Regions from separate parts of the Homo sapiens genome. Here region 1 is linked to region 2. A link is a loop called in an ENCODE intact Hi-C map of the cell type or tissue named here. Cell type or tissue: IMR-90. All regions are shown on one strand.

Region 1 (2,500 bases), 85 kb after region 2:
CATGGATGAATAAACAAATTGTTGACTATTTGTACAATGGAATACTCAGCTATAAAATGGAATAAATGATATACACAAGAATGTGGATGCATCTTTAAAACACAGTTCAGCAAAATAAAGACAGGAGTGTACATACTGTATGAGTCCATTTGTAGAAAGTTCTACAGTAGACAAAAGTTCTTCTCTGTGGAAATTGAAGTCAGAAAGTGATTGCCTTGGAGCAGGTGGGGTGGGATAGCTAGGAAGGAGCCTACGGGAAACTTTTGGGGTGATGGAGATGTTCTGTATCTTGTTTTGGATGGTGATCTTGTGGGTATTTAAAATTATTAAAACTCATCTAAATGAACATTTAAAAACTGGTTGTTTTATTGTATATAAATTGTACTTTAATTAAACACACACACTCAGAAACATACTTTCAGTGGCTCTTAGAATAAAGAAAAAACTTCCTCATGGGATCTACAAAGCACTGTCAGGTCTATTCTGCCAGTCCTCATCCTGCACCGACTTCCCCCTGGCTTTCCCTGAGTCAGCTACAGTGGCTCTTACTTCATCTACAGTGGGGATAACCTCTCCAAAGAGCCTTTGCACAGGCTGTTCCTTTGTGTAAACTGTTCTTCCCAGCCCTCTTTTTCTAGCCCACCTGGCCTCTCCTTCAGATCTCAATTCAGTTGTCGCTTCCTTAGGAAAGTTCTTTCCTGAACTCCCTGATTAGACCAACCCTCCTGGTACATACCCTCATTTCATGACGCACCACTCCTCTATTTCAACAGTAGCATTAGCTACATTTATCGGTGTGTTTTTATAGATCAGTGTCCAGCGTACTCACTAGTTTGTAAGTTAGGGCAGGAACCATTGCTCGTTCTCCAATGTATTTCCCTTGCCTAACCATAGAGTTTGGCATGCAGTAGATACTCAAGAATTATAGGATGATTGAATGAGGGATCTGTTGATTTTCTTACTTATAGGAAATGGTGACTATTACAGTAGTGGGAATGATCTGACTAACTTCACTGATATTCCCCCTGGTGGAGTAGAGGAGAAAGCTAAAAATAATGCCGTTTTACTGAGGTAAGAGTTACTGACCTTTGTCTGATCCCAGAGGGCCCGTTCTTAGTCATCAAAGTGGTATTTAGTTGAGCAAAAGTGCAATATCTGCTTCTCTGTGTCAGTGCAGTTAATTGTGACTTTGGACAAGCATATTTCTCTAAACTGCCTCCATCCATAGGTGGGCATTCATTCTTTCTCTTTGACCTCTGTTACCTGTTCATCCTGCTGGTCTCATGAGATTTGACTGGAAAACATAAAAGTGAGCTATAGTTGTAAACAAAATTATCTTGCACTGAGGCAGAGGAATTTAGCAAATTCTCATCCAGCCAGAGGAATGGGAGATTTCCATGAACGCTGAAGGTAGGAGACTCGGAGGAGTCTTGTAAACACAGGAGGAGGTCATGAAGGCTTTTCTCTTTATTCCTGCCAAATCTGTAATTCCCACTTGTTGTGATATTGCAGCATGTGCTCAGTCACCCAACCTAATCTCTAAGACTGCGGCTGGTTTACAGCCCTGAACTCACTGTCCAGAATACAAGATTCAAACCAGGGTTGACCCATAGGTCTCACTGGTTGGTCTTCCATCCACTGCCATTCAGACGGATGCCCTGGATGAATCTGGTGCGGAAGACCAGGGAAGTGGCAGGACAAGGAGGCACTGCTGGTGGTGGCTGTGGAAACACCCAGCCTGACAGAAGGCTTTATCTCAGAGTCAGACTGTCTTGCCCATGCTTTAGTCATGCTGCTTTGGCACATTTAATGATTTTGTGTTTCCATTTCTGTAGGGAATTTGTGGGCTGTTTTATAGATTTTCCTAAGCCTCTGATTGCAGTGGTCAATGGTCCAGCTGTGGGCATCTCCGTCACCCTCCTTGGGCTATTCGATGCCGTGTATGCATCTGACAGGGTAAGTCAGCTCCTAGAAAGCAAGAGGTCAGGCAAGCAGCGCGAGATGAGAGCCTTTGAATCCTCCTTCAGCGTTGCCAGTCATAAGCAGGTTACATGTTGTTTGTGGTAGAATTAACTGAATTTAGATTTTTCCCAAAGCATTAGGCTGATTTGACTGATTTTATTTTTCCTTCATTATTAACTTGCATTTTGTTGTGAACATTGTTCCAACTCTGACTGTTCCGGATTCTAATCAAATTCCACAATAGGTATACAGCTTTCATGTTATTCTGAAAGATTCAGGAGACACTTGAAAATTTGTTATGGGAGGGAGGAATAGCATCTTTGCAGGTTGTGCAAGGGATTAGTTGATCCTTTTTACTGAGTAAATGGATTTAGAATTTTAGAAGGAGAAGGACCTGTGAGCATTATCTACTGTCACTCCCTCCTTTGCAGATAAGAAAACTGAAGCTCTGAGAAGTTCCTTGCCCAGAACACAATTCAGCCTTGTGTTCACCATTGCATTATACAGATTTTAGTTTTTATTTTTACTACAGTAGTAA
Region 2 (2,500 bases):
AGCGATCCTCCCATCTCAGCCTCCCAAAATGCTGGGCTACAGACATGAGCCACCACACCCAGCCTATTTGTTTTAATATAATAGAGCAGTCAAATAAAAAAAAAATTGGTTTCTAAAGGTAAGATGATTGGCCTAAAGCAGGAGTCATGGCTGCATCCTCTCTGGTCGTGTGGGTCCCATTCATTCTTTGCTTTGATGTACTATTGTCTGGTGTGCCCATCTCATCTCTCCAAAGAGGCTGCAAACTCCCTGAGGCGAGGCCACATCTGCCACCTGGGTCCTTCCCTCCACTTTGCATCATGCCTCATACACAGTGGGCACTCTACGGCCTTCTGATTTCACTAGGATATGTCACTCCCATTGAATAGCAACATTTAAAAACACTTTTAAAGTTTAATGTGCTTTCCTACTGCCTCAGTACATTTTTGTTCACATTTCTAACATAATCCTGACATAACTGCCTTCTCCACACACCCCTCTTGTGGTTTTCACCATACCTTACACCACAAACTCTACCTCTCCAGAATGTTTCCCCTTGGATTGGTTTCCATGGAAACCTGTCTCTGGGGGAGAAAAGTGTGTGTTTGCTGAAGGAGAACCATAAAGGCAGGTTGCCTCCTGGTGTAAAGAAGTCACCAAGGGAGATGGAGAGGGAGTTGAAGCAGAATTGCACCAACTCTAGTGGGAAGCTAATGCACTTCATGCCAGTTCAATCCTGTAGACACAGGGAGAGATTTGAAATCCCAACTCAAGGCAGAGGCAAATTAATAGGGTTGCCTTGTCACACTGAATTAAGCCTTCCAGTTTAGAATACTCCTATTCCAGGTCACTCAGTCTTCAGTGGGTGAGGCGGGGGGCGGGGGGCGGTAGGAGGAGAGGAGACTATACTGAGATTGTCAGTGGAGAGTGAGCCAAGGTGGCCCCAAGCAAGGCATGGGGCCTACTACTTAGAACAGAGGTTGGGGTGCAGTCCCCACACATGCCCACAAGGGGTCACAGTGATTCAAAATAAGGCTATTCCTCACCGCCTTCATGAGAAAAAACAAGAAACTGCCTTAGAGCTAGCAGTCTTCAAAGATACAAGAATCTCCTTGGTACATCAGAAAACAAGCTATGAGAGGGGGTGCAGAGGCCATGTGAGCAGAGCCTCCAAGTCTACTTGAGATGTGCGTACTATTCAGTAGGAGCCACAATTTAAGATGGAATGCCATAGATGTGTTACAAGTTTACTACACAGGAACAGGGATTGGTGACAAACTTTTCAATAAGCCACTCCAGTTACATGAAGTTACTCTCCCTGTTTCTTCTGATCAATCATTTAATAAACACTCGTGAAGCTTCCACCTAACCGTACACATGCAATGTGCAAGATGCTGAGAAATTAAAGAAAGTAAAGAATATTGGAGACCTCCCCTCCAGGAGCTCAAAATCTAAATGTGGAGATCGTTTTATAACCAAAGATGGTAATGGTTGTGGGATCACTCAGCTATTGGGGTGACCTATTTATCTGCACAAGTACTCCTGAAGGGAAACAATGACTTAGAGCACTAGTGTTTATTCTCAAACAAGGGTCCACAAGAGATGTTCCTAATTTGGGGAACTATCCTAGAAAAAAAAAACCACACACTTGCCTTTAAGTGATGTCAAGGTTCATAAGCTTCACTGTGACACAAGGTCTTGTGTTGGTCTCCCAAAATTGTTATTGTTCTCCCAGCAATATTCCAATGGTCCACCAAACAAGCTGGGACTTTGGACACCAAATCAGTTAAGCCTCATTTTTTAAGCCCTTTGTACCATGTAAGGCCTGAGCACTTTAGCAAGTCAGGAGACTAAAGTTTAGAAATCAAAATTCAATTTACTATGCATAAAATAGTCAACTGGAGTGGACCTCAAATAGGTTCTAAATCTGTAACACTCAAATTCCAAGTCCTGATTTTTATATATTTTATGTATTTATCATATTAAATTATATATTATATTAAAATTAACTGGATTTTAATATAATTGACTCTGCCTCTCTTTGACCCCTTGTTTTGCTTCCTCCTTCAACTGCCTTTTCTGCTCTCCCATTCTCACAGTAACTATGACCATTTGGTCTACTATATACAATGTTTTTATTTATTTTATTTATTTCCATTTATTATTGTACTGTTGATGTTACCAAAACTCCAGAGGTTTGGTCTAGGCCCTGATTCTTGCTGCACAGAAAGCCAATCACTGAGATGCCAAGTATTGCCAAGGAAGAAGTATTAACTAGGTGCTGCAGCCAGGGAGATGGGAGCTCAGTCTCAAATCCATCTCCTTGACTTACCAAAACTAGGGGTTTATAGAGCACCGAGGAAATGTAACAATGTGTAAGAAAACAGGAACTAGGGTGGGGCAAGGAGGTGTTTGGTGCAGTGATCTGCTGAGTTTCAGTTCTTTGATACTTCCCGAAGGTCCTTTCCTGAGGAAGGAACTCATAAAACAGATACAAGTTTCAAGCTTTAACAGCAGAAGG

What was found. Peaks named below come from ENCODE experiments on the same cell type or tissue, not always from the same donor. Only the 100,000 strongest peaks of a DNase experiment are listed, where the experiment ranks them.
Region 1: it touches region 2 in a loop (10-fold over the local background); 2 of 110 quality-filtered maps call a loop at or near these places.

What each region holds. Positions count from the first base shown.
Region 1 is chr6:4,124,706-4,127,205 of GRCh38, reverse strand. ECI2 (enoyl-CoA delta isomerase 2) reads left to right here. Exons shown (of 10, transcript NM_206836.3): 6 at 969-1,071; 7 at 1,836-1,956. It also overlaps the pseudogene TEX56P. Among named protein-coding and RNA genes, the nearest start is that of ECI2, 9.6 kb to the left of the region's middle. RefSeq lists an enhancer at 957-1,251. In IMR-90, a CTCF peak has its summit at 1,008; a DNase peak (open chromatin) is centred at 1,055; H3K27ac peaks cover 303 bases.
Region 2 is chr6:4,209,295-4,211,794 of GRCh38, reverse strand. No RefSeq gene overlaps it. Among named protein-coding and RNA genes, the nearest start is that of ECI2-DT, 74 kb to the right of the region's middle. In IMR-90, a CTCF peak has its summit at 986 (motif pointing right); a DNase peak (open chromatin) is centred at 1,014.